Regions from separate parts of the Homo sapiens genome. Here region 2 is linked to region 1. A link is a contact called in ENCODE Hi-C or POLR2A ChIA-PET data. All regions are on one chromosome and are shown on one strand. Each heading gives the region's core, a stretch centred on a gene start or an enhancer-like site at or near the end of the contact. The rest is flanking DNA. Distances are from core to core; before and after follow the strand shown. Region 1 holds the start of EEF2 (eukaryotic translation elongation factor 2). Region 2 overlaps VAV1 (vav guanine nucleotide exchange factor 1).

Region 1 (6,860 bases), core at 1,753-4,252:
ATGACTTAACTTATCTGAGTCTCCATTTTCTCAGGCGTAAAGGAGGCCACCCGAAGCCCAGGGTGTGGGTAGGTTAGCTGAAGTATTTGATTTAAAGGACCGTGAGGTCAGGTCCTAGTAAACGCTCAATAAACTGTTAAAAGACAGTGTTGGCCGGGCGCGGTGGCTCACGCCTGTAATCCCAGCGCTTTAGGAGGCCAAGGCGGGCAGATCACGAGGTCAGGGGTTCAAGACCAGCCCGGCCAACATGGTGAAACCCCTGTCTCTACTAAAAACACAAAAAAATTACCCGGGTGTGGTGGCAGGCGCCTGTAATCCCAGCTAATCGGGAGGCTGAGGCAGGTGAATCGCTTGAATCGGGTGGCGGAGGCTGCAGTGAGCTGAGACCGCACCACTGCACTCCAGCGTGGCAACAGAGCGAGACTTGGTCTTAAAAAAAAAAAAAAAAAAAAAAAAAAAGGCAGTGTCGAGAGGCCTGCACTGGCGACTGTCGGTCAGCAGGGGCCGCTACTGCGGTCTCTGAGCTCTCCTGGCGCCGCAGCAGGCGCATGCGCAGCGGAGCTTCTCTGCAGAGGTGAATTTTTTTATTGGTCCCCACCCTAAAAGACCCAGCGTATATTTATTATTGTACTTATTACAGCTGACCTGGTTGTGGCTGCTTGTGGTACTCCAGGATTCTGCTCTTCATGGATGTGGGGATGACAGTGGGAGAGATCCTTCCCTGCCAACACCTGGCTCCATCCCTGCAGTTATGGGGTTGAAAATTCCCCTTTTTCCCTTAAGCTCTCCCCCTAGTTCTTTAAATTACATGATGTTAGAATTTTTCAATAAGCAACCCATGCACTTGAGAAGAAATTCAACCCCTCTTTTATTAAGTTCCGGGATACCTGTGAACAGCCCCCCCTCCTTTTTTTTTTTTTTTTTTTTTGAGACAGAGTCTTACTCTCAGTCGCACAGGCTGGAGTGCATGCAGTGCCGTGATCTCGGCTCACTGCAACCTCTGCCTCTCGGGTTCAAGCGGTTCTCCTGCCTCAGCCTCCAAAGTAGCTGGGATTTCAGGCGTTCACTACCACGCCGGGCTAATTTTTTTATTTTTAGTAAAGACGGGGTTTCTCCATATTGGGTAGGCTGGTCTCGAACTCCTGACTTCAGGTGATTTGCCTGCCTCGGCCTCCCAAAGTGCTGGGATTACAGGCGTGATCCACCGCAAGCAGCCTAACCCCTCTTTAATTTTTAAAATTTTTAAAAATTTTTTTGAGACGGAATCTCGCTCTGTCGCCAGGCTGGAGAGCAGTGGCGCGATCTCGGCTAACTGCAACCTCCGCCTCTCGCCTGACACCTCTTTTAATGAAAACCTTTCCATTACATCTCTGAAATGCTCCCACTTTGCACGGAAAAAACGGCTGCGAAGCCCCCAATAGGAAACGCAACACGTAGCAGGTGCTCAGTGCATTTAAAAATTTTGAAGAATTTTATTATTAATAATGCGAAACTGACTACCCCTCTGCTAAAAACTCATGCCCCAAATGGCGCATGCGCTTGACTTGCAACTTAACTAAACGCGTCACAGGTACAGGTGTAGGTGGTTAGGGACCCCGGGCGCTCCCATCTGCTCCCTGCCGCGCCCTCTGCCTTTCAGAGCCTCAATCCTTTCGGAAGATACTTTTCAGTTTTCCACTGGGTTAAATGGTGATAGGAAGAGCAATCATCCGTTAAATGAAACCCAAGGTTGAGACAGCGCTTTGTAAAGCAAAGTGCCCGAAGCATTCGTGAGGGGGAGGAGTGTACAGGTTTATTTTAGAGTCCAGGCTGGAATTTGCATTGCTTTTTGTGGATCCACACCTCCCCCTCTCCCAGCCCAGGAAAAGCACTGCAGTGGCTCTCCTGTTTCACAAAGTGAGTTTAAGGAAAGATGTACCGCAGGGGGTTCATTTGCACTGTGAGAACATCATTCATGCAAGAAATGCTGAGTACCTACTATGTGCTAAACAGCGGGTTGGGCTTTTCATAAGGGATAGAGTTACACAATTGAATGCCAATTCATGAGATATGAAATACATTCAACTGTTTCTTAGGGTCAGATTAGGACACAAATGCTAAACAGTCTTCCTGCGCCTCCCCCTGGAGAGGAAATGAAATAGAAAATGAAATTGTGCCAGTAAACCGCTTAGCCGGGTGCCTGGGACATGGCAAACCAGTCCTGAAATAAATAACTGTTTTATTAATAGCAATCTTAGCTAATTAAAATAGATAGCGTTTATTGAGCGTTGGGTATCAGGCACGGTCCTAATTCTTTTAGATGTCTTTAGTTCGTTTCACTCTCCCCCAAACAATAGGGTGGTATTGATCACCTCCGAGCAGGTGAAATTGAGGCACAGAGAAATCCTAGTAGCTGGTAGAAGAACACGCAGTGTGGTCAAGCTAGCAAGGTGTTTGGTCCACTGCTATATCTACAAAACCCCTAACAATGCCTGGTGTATAGATGCTCAGTATGCATTTGTGGGATCAGTGATTCCGATGCCTGCTTCTTATAAAGTTTTTATTTAGAAATAATTACAGGTAAGGAGTTGCAAAAACAGTATAGTGGTCGCGAGTGTCCTTTTTCCCTCGGCTTCTCCCAGGGGTATCGTCTTACGTAACAATGTCCAAACAGGGAAATTGACTTGGGTATAATCCACAGACTCTATTCACCTTGTAAATTGGTTTTAATAGAAGTACTGGACAACTTGTAAGCTAATATCGTTGCTATGGTTCTCGTTCTCAGCTAAAACGGCGCTCTTTACTTTGTGCACCTGAACACTGCACACCGAGGGCGACCACCGCCCCCGAGATGCCCAGCTTCTATTCTAGAGCGCCGCGCCGGCGCCGAATGGGTTAACGGGCGGGGGGACACGCCTCCGTGCGCTTGCGCGGCGTCCCTTCGCCCCGCCTTCGCAGCGCAGTCACATGACCCGCCCAACCGGCGTCCGCCTATAAAAAGCTGAGTGTTGACGTCAGCGTTCTCTTCCGCCGTCGTCGCCGCCATCCTCGGCGCGACTCGCTTCTTTCGGTTCTACCTGGGAGAATCCACCGCCATCCGCCACCATGGTGAGTAACCCTGCCTCGCTGGTGCCCCGGAGCGGCGGCGGGGCCTCCGCGGGGCCTACGCTGCCTAGCCTGGGACGCTGGGGCCCCCCGTGCCAGGAGGAGACGTAGCGGCGGCGGGGCCGGAGGACCCGGGGCTGGGGAAGCGGCCGCCGCCATGTCTGTGCGCCGCGCTGTTCACCGAGCCCTTTCTCCGTTTCCGAGGGCGCCATAACCTTGCCCAGACCTGGTTGGAGCTGGGTTGTTAGCGGGGATGGGGGTGGGGAATGATGATGTGGCAGGCGTAGTAATGGCGGGCACCGCGGTGGAAGCGGGGAGACAGGGAGGCGCCTTATGTAACCCGCGGGCCGCGAGTTTGAGATCGATTTTCTGCCGGGGGACTAGGGGCGGCAGGGAATGGCAGAACGAGCAAAGCGACACCTGAAAGGCTCCCCTTTTCCTTCCAAATACCTTCTCCTGATGCTGTTAATCGTCGACCTTAGGCACTTGTCCTTCCTATGACTCCCAGATGTACAAAGACTCTTATTGAGACACGAGGTGTAGGCTTGTGGCAGTTAGGGCCGTTCCGGCTCCCCGTTATTTCCTGGGGTGGGTGGCCTTGTCTGATCCCGTTTGCCAAGGGGTGACCTTGCATTTTATGATGAAGCTTCTTGCTCGGGGAAGTTTGGGTGGCCCGGTGACAACGTGGAGGGGGCTTTAGGAGAGGATTCATCCCTTACGTGTTTGGCCCCAAATGAGACTTTAGTATTTGTACCTGGTATCAAGGAAATCTGTTGACACTCAGTTTTATTCCTGAGCACTTTTATTTCTGGGTTGTCAATCATGAATGACACCTATTAACGGTGGTTCCTTGGAGATTGCGGGGTGGCTCTTAAGGGGTGTTAGGCTGGCAAGATTCGGTGGGCTTGGGGCACCCCAGCACCAACCCCCTCCTGGCCTTGGGCATGCTGGTTCGTTTGGACTGAACGCTCCGTGCCATGCTGTGTTCCTGGAAATCACGAGCTGGTCTGAGCCTCCTTGTCTTGCCCAGGTGAACTTCACGGTAGACCAGATCCGCGCCATCATGGACAAGAAGGCCAACATCCGCAACATGTCTGTCATCGCCCACGTGGACCATGGCAAGTCCACGCTGACAGACTCCCTGGTGTGCAAGGCGGGCATCATCGCCTCGGCCCGGGCCGGGGAGACACGCTTCACTGATACCCGGAAGGACGAGCAGGAGCGTTGCATCACCATCAAGTCAACGTGAGCTCCCTGTGCCCTCTGTACCCAGGCAGGGAGGTGCTGGCCTGGCAGCTGGAGGCCACTGGGCCAGGGTGCGCGGGGAGAGACTTGGCAACGTCTCTTTCCCCTGGTTTCTTAATTCATGGGAGAATGAGTGAGGTTCAGTCCAGCGAGACAGGATGGAGAGGCACAGGGATTCGGGGTACTGCGAGCTGGAAGGTTTTCTTGAGGAGGGGGCTTAACTCCGTGGTTCTCCCTCCCTGGGGGACTTGCCCCCACTCCTACAATATCTGGAGAGGTTTGGCTGTCACACCTGGGAGGGGAGGGTGTTCTAGTGCTTGGGACGCTGGGAAGCTCCTGTGTTGCACTGGATGATGTTCATTCCATGTCAGTTTCTGGCCCCGATATGAGTAGGGGGAGCGCAGAGTACGGTGACCCCAACTGCTTTTTGTCCTGGGTTGGTACATTGGTGAGGGACTCTGGCTAAGGCTCTTCATTTCCCCTGGAGCAGGGGCAGAAGTGAGGAGGGGAGGGTCGGAGTCTCTGGAGGCTTTTGCCGTCCTGCTGGGTCTTTTAGTTGCTACTTTGAGTCAGGTGTGATGAATCTTGGGACCAAGTCGGTGGGGCAGGATGTCTGGTCAGGAGGGCTCTGAGGATCTGGCTATGGGGCTGGTACCAGGAGTTCCCTGTCATGGGGGTGGCATGTCTCGGACAGAGGCAAAGGACAAGGGTGGGTTGGCTCTTGTGGGAGCCTCTCCAGGGATGAGTCATGGAGGGAGGAGCAGCCTGGCTTCTGACAGCATCCCAGACTCCCTGGGCCAGGTGTGTGGCTCCTGTCCCCCTGACGAGTCCCTCCCTCCATCAGTGCCATCTCCCTCTTCTACGAGCTCTCGGAGAATGACTTGAACTTCATCAAGCAGAGCAAGGACGGTGCCGGCTTCCTCATCAACCTCATTGACTCCCCCGGGCATGTCGACTTCTCCTCGGAGGTGACTGCTGCCCTCCGAGTCACCGATGGCGCATTGGTGGTGGTGGACTGCGTGTCAGGTAAGCAGTGGGTCCCCCTGAGGCACGGCCTGGAACCGGGGGCCATCCTTGCTTGAGGATGACAGCGCCGCCCTGTCCCCCGTGTCCCCAGGCGTGTGCGTGCAGACGGAGACAGTGCTGCGGCAGGCCATTGCCGAGCGCATCAAGCCTGTGCTGATGATGAACAAGATGGACCGCGCCCTGCTGGAGCTGCAGCTGGAGCCCGAGGAGCTCTACCAGACTTTCCAGCGCATCGTGGAGAACGTGAACGTCATCATCTCCACCTACGGCGAGGGCGAGAGCGGCCCCATGGGCAACATCATGGTACGGCCCTCCCTAGCTGGGTGGTGGGCTTGCCGCAGCGGGATCTGCAGGAGCCGGTGGGGAGTGGAGTTGAGCTGAGGGGGACTGGAAGTGTGTTTTTGCCAGGAATGTTGGGTGACAGAGAAGGGGGCTGGAATGTTTTCATCCGACTTGACCCAGCCCTTGATCTTTGGGCAGCTGGAAGAGACGAGCTCAGGGAACGCTGCCCTGGGTGGTGGAGGGGCTGGCCCCCCTATTCGTGATGACTGATCATTTCTTCACTTTGACCAGATGTCTACTGAAGAAAGCCTGCGTCTGAGGCCCATGCCCAAGGCGCCCAGCCCGTAGCTTCAGGCTCTGCGCAGGGGCCCTCACGGCTGCTTCTCGTTTCTCACACTTCCAGATCGATCCTGTCCTCGGTACCGTGGGCTTTGGGTCTGGCCTCCACGGGTGGGCCTTCACCCTGAAGCAGTTTGCCGAGATGTATGTGGCCAAGTTCGCCGCCAAGGGGGAGGGCCAGTTGGGGCCTGCCGAGCGGGCCAAGAAAGTAGAGGACATGATGAAGAAGCTGTGGGGTGACAGGTGAGCCCCGCGGGATATGGTGGGGGATTCCTGACACCTGGGGGTAGTGGCAGCGACGTAGGGGCGTGGTGTGCTATTCACAGCGTGGCTCAAGCCCACCAGGTCTTGCCCAAGCATGTCCCCTTGGCGACCACCCTCCCCAAGTCATCCCCTGGAGACCCTAACTTGATTTGGCTTGGCCTCTCCTTGCCAGGTACTTTGACCCAGCCAACGGCAAGTTCAGCAAGTCAGCCACCAGCCCCGAAGGGAAGAAGCTGCCACGCACCTTCTGCCAGCTGATCCTGGACCCCATCTTCAAGGTGAGTGAGGGCTGCGCCAGGCACCCCGCCGATGCGACTATTGGCCCTCGGCCCTGTGGGCTCCGGCCGGTAGCCTGTCGGCTGACTGGGCCCGTCTCCTTGTGGGGCAGATGCGAGATGGGAGGAGGCACAGCTCCTAACTGAGGTGGAGTCAGGGCTCCTCTCTTAAGATCTGGACTGCATAGCCAGAGCCTTGGGACCTCTCCTGCATTGAGGGGGTTGAATAACTTGTGGCTTTGGCGGTTCAGTGCTTGTAAGTCAGAACTTGGGTCCTTGTCTGAGTCAGAGTGGGCTTTTTCCTCTGCTCCACCACGAGGTTTCCTCCAGCTCCCGATCCGCTCA
Region 2 (6,279 bases), core at 503-3,002, 2.8 Mb before region 1:
AGCACTGGATCCCAAAGTCTGTGCCTCTAACCTCTGTACAACACTGCCTCTTTGAACCACACTAAGCTGCTCCTGGTGCCTCTTAGAGAGTGGCATAATGAGGGCGCTCATGGGCAGGCAGATCACCAGAGACAATAGAGCAGATGGCTGTGTCTGTGGCTCGAGGGAGGAAGTTCCCTCCTGACCTCAGGGAGATCAGCTGAACCCGGAGACAGCTTCCTTCCAGTCATGTGATGCCTCAAAGAGGGGAAAGGGGGCATGATTCATCCCCTCTCCGGGCTGCGGTGGGGCCAGCTAAAGAAAGGGGCTCCATCAGACAGCAGCAGTGACTGCAGTTAGACCACCAGAAAGGACTTCCTGGTCGCCTGAAGAGTGTGAGAAAGTGGCAAAGGACAGGAGGTCCTTTATTTTTTTTAATTTTATTATTATTATACTTTAAATTTTAGGGTACATGTGCACAACGTGCAGGTTTGTTACATATGTATACATGTGTCATGTTGGTGTGCTGCACCCATTAACTCCTCATTTAGCATTAGGTATATCTCCTAATGTTATCCCTCCCCACTTCCCCGACCCCACAACAGTCCCCTGTGTGTGATGTTCCCCTTCCTGTGCCCATGTGTTCTCATTGTTCAATTCCCACCTATAAGTGAGAACATGCGGTGTTTGGTTTTTTGTCCTTGCTATAGTTTGCTGAGAATGATGGTCCTTTAAACAAACGTAGGAGAGGCATTATGAGGACGGTTCCTCCCTGCTGGGGGCAACCCCCCTCAGTGCCCCTCTTCCTTCCTCCAGGAAGAGGCGGGCACCCACTGTGCTGGCATCGTGCCCATATGCAAATCAGCACCCAGGCGCACTGCGGTGAACCCTGAGGTTCATTCTTCCCCATTTGCCAGCCAGCCTCCCATCAACAAAACCCCTGCCCAAGATGAAGAAAGAGCCAGAAAGGTCGGCTGGCTTTCCACGCTCCTTCGGGGAAGCAGTGTGCAGGGACAGAGGCCTCTGGGGTCTGGGAGAAGGGGACCCAGAGCCAAGCACGACGGCAGCAATCAACTCCCCACCCCCACCCCAGCACCAGGGAGCCGGCCGGAAACCGGAAATGCCTGTTACCAGGGCTTGGTTGGGGAGATAGAAAAAAGGGTGGGTGGAGGGGCCCTTTGCGTTCAACCCATCAGCCCCTTCATCAGGCAACCTCAAGCTCCCGAGGGTTCCCAGAGAGGGCGGGTGTGCTGTGCACCCTTTCAAAGCTCCGAAGCAGGGGTGCAGAGTGTGCACGCCTCATCCTAGCCCTCAAACCCTTCTGTGAGGAAGCCCGTCTCTCTTCTGCCCCATCCCCTACCACCCCAGCACACACTCCACTTTTCAGCACCGGTGGGAGGGTCAGGCAGATCTGGTTCGACTCCCAGACCAGCCCGGCAAGTTGAGGGAGCTTGGATGGGATCATTTTGCTTTCCGTTGATTCAATTGACTCATCTGTACGTCGGGAATGAAAATACTTGACCCAATGTTTGCGGTAGAGCCTGGTGTGAAACCCAGCACCCCAGACCCGGTCATGCATTAATTCAGCAAGCATGTGTGGAATGCCTACTGTATGCCAAGCACCAGAACCTAATGGTGATCAAGACAAACAGAGCTCTGCCCTTACAGGGCTTATGTAATCCAGCCAGGAGACAAACACTAAGCAGTCAGCAAGGTGAATAATTGATGATGAGGGTGGTGAGAGGGTGTGCCGGGAAGCACAGAGAGCTATGGGACCTGGTTAAATGCAGGAGGCACCTGGTAAGGCTTTGGGGTGGTACAGGAGAGAATGGTGCCATGCAGGCGACAAAGAGATGGTGAGCGGCTGGGTGCGGTGGCTCACGCCTGTAATCCCAGCACTTTGGGAGGCTGAGGCGGGCGGATCACTTGAGGTCAGGGGTTCAAGACCAGCCTGGGCAACATGGTGAAACCCCGACTGCACACACACACACACACAAAAATTTGCCAGGCGTGGTGACAGGCGCCTGTAATCCCAGCTACTCTGGAGGCTGAGGCAGGAGAATCGCTTGAACCCAGGAGGCGGAGGTGGCAGTGAGCCGAGATCACGCCACTGCACAGCCTGGGCAACAGACCGAGGATGTCTCAAAAAAACAAAAAACAAAACAAAACAAAAAAAAGAAGCTGGGTGTGGTGGCTCATGCCTGTAATCCCAGCACTTTGGGACGCTGAGGTGGGTTGATCACTTGAGGTCAGGAGTTTGAGACGCGCCTGGCCAACATATAGTGAAACCTGTCTCTGCTAAAAATACAAAATTAGCTGGGTGTGGTGGAACACGCCTGTAGTCCCAGCTACTTGGAAAGCAGAGGAAGGAGAATCGCTTGAACCCAGGAGGCAGAGGTTGCAGTGAGCCGAGATCATGCCACTGCACTCCAGCCTGGGCAACAGAGCAAGACCCCATCTCAAAAAAAAAAAATGAGACAGATAGTGAAGCAAAGAAGAGAAGCATGCTGAGCAGCTGGCAGGAACATCACATGGCAGATCCACTTTGGAAAAGTTGGTACGTTTTCCTTGTTATTACTATTATTTTTTTACCTTGCAATTCCAGCACAAAGGAAGAAAAGTTGGTACATTTTCTTCTTATTAAAAAAAAAAATTAAGAAACAGAGCCTCACTATGTCGGTCAGGTTGGTCTCAAACTCCTAGGCTCCAGCAATCCTCCCGCCTCAGTTCCCCAAAGTGCTGGAATGACAGGCATGAGCCGCCGTGACTGGCCTGGTAAGTTTTCTTAAAACATTAAGCATGCACCTATCATACGATATATTCCATTACCAGGCATTTACTCAAGAGAAATGAAAGCACATGTCCATACAAAGACTTGTACAGAATGTTCATAGCAGCTTGATTCTGTTTTCTTTTCTTTCCTTTTTTTTTTTTTTTTTTTTTTGAGACAGTCTCAGTCTGTCACCCAGGCTGGAGTGCAGCCTGGCCCAATCACAGCTCACTGCAGTCTCAAATTCCTGGGCTCAAGCAATCCTCCTGCCTCAGCCTTCCAAAGAGTTAGGACTACAGGCATGTGCCACCATATCCAGCTAGCAACTTGATTCATGATAGCCAAAAGTGCCATCAGTAATTCAAACCTCAACCAAGGGGAACATCACACACTGGGGCCTGTCGGGGGCTGGGGGTTAGGAGAGGGATAGCATTCGGAGAAATACCTAATGTAGATGATGGGTTGATGGATGCAGCAAACCACCATGGCACGTGTATACCTATGTAACAAACCTGCACGTTCTGCACATGTATCCCAGAACTTAAAGTATAGGCCGGGCATGGTGGCTCACGCCTGTAATCCCAGCACTTTGGGAGGCCGAGGTGGGCAGATTATGAGGTCAGGAGTTCGAGACCAGCCTGGTCAACATGGTGAAACCCTGTCTTTACTAAAAATACAAAAAAATTAGCCAGGCGTGGTGGCGCACACCTGTAGTCCCAGCTGTTCGAGAGGCTGAGGCAGAAGAATCGCTTGAACCTGGGAGGCGGAGGTTGCAGTGAGCCGAGATTGCGCCACTGCACTCCAGCCTGGGCGACAGAGCGAGACTCCATCTCAAAAAAACAAAGCGAAACAAACAAAAAAACCTCCATCAAGGGATGAATGGATAAACAAACTGGGGTGCATCCGTACAACAGAATGGTACACTGATACATACAACAACATGGATGAACCAGGACATCATGCTCAGGGAAAGCAGCCAGTCACAGAAGACCACAGATGGTACCATTCCACTTACATAAAACTCCAGGAAATACAAACTAATCGACAGTGACTAACAGCAAATCAGGAGGTACGAGGGAATGAGAGGTGGGAGGAGGGGGAGGCAGGGAGGGGTGGGATGGAGGAAACTTTGAGGGGCAATGGATATGATCCATTGATTTCAAGGCTGGGTTCATAGTTGCACACATATGTCAAAATTTATCAAATCAGGCCAGGTTCAGTGGCACACACCTGTAATCCCAGCTACTCAGGAGGCTAGGGTAGGAGGATCGCTTGAGTCCAGGAGTTCAAGGCCAGTCTGGGCAACATAGGGAGACCCTGATTCTTTCTTTTTTCCCCCTTCTTTTGGGTGGGGGGGGGAAGGGGAGAAACAGGGTCTCACTCTGTCACCCAGACTGGAGTGCAGTGGTGCAATCCTGGCTCACTGCAGCCTCGACTTCCTGGGTTCAAATGATCCTCCCATCTCAGCCTCCCAAGTAGCTGGGACTACAGGCACATGCCACTATGACCAGCTAATTATTTTATTTATTTATTTATTTATTTATTATTTATTAGAGATGAGGCTGGTCTCACCATGTTGCCCAGGCTGATCTCGATCTCCTAAACTCAAGCAATCCTCCCACACCAGCTTCCCAAAGGGGCGAGATTACAGGCTTCAGGCACCATGCCCTGCCAAGACCGTTTCTGAAAACAAATCTAGAAATTAAAGAAAAAATTGTTTACCAAATCATATATTTTTTTTTGAGACAGAGTCTCACTCTGTTGCCCAGGCTGGAGTGCAATGATGCGATCTCCGCTCACTGCAACCTCCGCCTCCCAGGTTCAAGCGATTCTCCTGCCTCCACCTCCTGAGTAGCTGGGATTATAGGTGCGTGCCACCATGCCTGGCTAATTTCTGTATTTTTAGTACAGACAGGGTCTCACCATGTTGGCTAGGCTGGTCTTGAACTCCTGGCCTCAAGTGATTTGCCCACCTCGGCCTCCCAAAGTGCTGGGATTACAGCGTGAGCCACCGCGCCCCACCAATGTATTTTAAATATGTAATTTACTGTATGTCAATATAGCTGGTTTTTTTTTTTTTAAGTCAGCAGGATACTGGCTGCCCTGCTGTGTCTTTCCCCTAAAACTAGGTGCATAGGATGACTATCAGCTTAGGGAGTGGGTGGGGGAGGATGGGGTGGAAAATAAGGAAATAATGTAAACCATCATTGGTCAATAATGCAAAATACAGTCTTAGTCATATTTTTGCTCCTACTCTTTTTTTTTTTTTTTTTTTAGACGGAGTTTCACTCTTGTTGCCCAGGCTGGAGTGCAATGGCGCGATCTTTCACTCTTGTTGCCCAGGCTGGAGTGCAATGGCACGATCTCGGCTCACAACAACCTCTGCCCCCGGGGTTCAAACAATTCTCCTGCCTCAGCCTCCTGAGTAGCTGGGATTACAGGCATGCGTCACCACGCCCAGCTAATTTTGCAGTTTTAGTAGAGACTGGGTTTTACTATACTGGTGAGGCTGAGTCTCGAACTCCCAACCTCAGATGATCCGCCCGCCTTGGCCTCCCAAAATGCTGGGATTACAGGCATGAGCCACTGTGCCCGGCCATTTTGCTCCTACTCTTGATAAAACATAGTGAATGAGAGATAAATTTGTATTCTTTGTAATTCAAACTATTCTTACTTTAGAGTGTGAAGGGGGTAAAAAGGCTCCAAGCAAAGGGAGTAGCAGGTGAGAGGGCTTTGATCATTCAGACACTCCTTCATTCACTATGCAATTTTTTTTTTTTTTTTTTTGATACTGAGTCTCACTCTGTCACCCAGTCTGGAGTGCAGTGCTGCAATCTCGGCTCACAGCAATCTCCGCCTCTTGAGTTCAAGTGATTCTCCTGCCTCAGCCTCCTGAGCAGCTGGGATTATAGGCACCTGCCACCATGCCTGGCTAATTTTTGTATTTTTAGTGGAGACAGGGTTTTGTCACGTTGGCTGGGCTGGTCTCCTGACCTCAAGTGATCCACCCGTCTCGGCCTCCCAAAGTGCTGGAATTACAGATGTGAGCCACCGTGCCTGGCCAAATATGCAAATATTTATTGAGCACCTACTATACACCCAGTACTGGTCTAGGTGCTGGAGATACAGCTATGAACCAAAGAGATAAGCATCTCTGCCCTCAAGGGGCTGATATTCTGGCAAAGGAAGACAATGAAGGTATTGTAGGAGTATATTACATAGCTTGTCTGAAGGTGGTAAGTGTTAAGCGAGAAAAAAATAAGTAGGAAAAGGAATGGAGAATGTCAGGAGGGGGTGCAATTTTAAATAGGGAAGTCCAGGAAGCCTCATTGAGAGAGTGGCATTTCAGTAAAGGTTTGAAGGAGGTGAGGGGACAATCCAGGTGGGTGTCTGGAGGAAAAGCATTTCAGGCAGAGGGAATAGCCAGTGAGGTTAGTACAAGAAGCCCTGAGGTTAGTGCAAAGGCTCTGAGAAAAAAGCATTTCAGGCAGAGGGAACAGCCAGTGCAAAGGCCCTGAGGCCCTGGCATG

What was found. Hi-C counts contacts between places; a loop is a spot of excess contacts on that map. ChIA-PET counts read pairs that join two places held with the same protein, here RNA polymerase II (POLR2A). Pooled maps may share reads with other maps.
Region 2: a map with no recorded cell type shows a loop between it and region 1 (11-fold over the local background). The contact joins the enhancer-like site here to the promoter of EEF2 in region 1. A Hi-C loop is called at or near these places in 1 of 37 single-sample maps with no recorded cell type and 1 of 50 pooled maps. POLR2A ChIA-PET finds 5 or more read pairs at or near these places in 1 of 52 experiments (activated CD4-positive, alpha-beta T cell).

Annotation. Positions count from the first base shown.
Region 1 is chr19:3,981,605-3,988,464 of GRCh38, reverse strand. It overlaps EEF2 (eukaryotic translation elongation factor 2), which reads left to right and starts at 3,002. Exons shown (of 15, transcript NM_001961.4): 1 at 3,002-3,087; 2 at 4,115-4,329; 3 at 5,174-5,355; 4 at 5,447-5,658; 5 at 6,041-6,219; 6 at 6,413-6,518. The coding sequence starts at 3,085. It overlaps SNORD37 (small nucleolar RNA, C/D box 37), which reads left to right and starts at 5,893; the gene lies at 5,893-5,958. RefSeq lists enhancers at 1-248, 249-750, 2,767-2,816, 4,072-4,291, 3,585-4,436 and 1 more and a silencer at 3,097-3,206.
Region 2 is chr19:6,796,489-6,802,767 of GRCh38, reverse strand. The region is part of intron 1 of VAV1 (vav guanine nucleotide exchange factor 1); the gene reads right to left. Among named protein-coding and RNA genes, the nearest start is that of VAV1, 27 kb to the right of the region's middle. RefSeq lists enhancers at 676-745, 536-1,056. Within about 2 kb of position 1,752, at least 27 of the 41 ENCODE cell types and tissues checked have a DNase peak (open chromatin) inside an H3K27ac peak, as active enhancers do.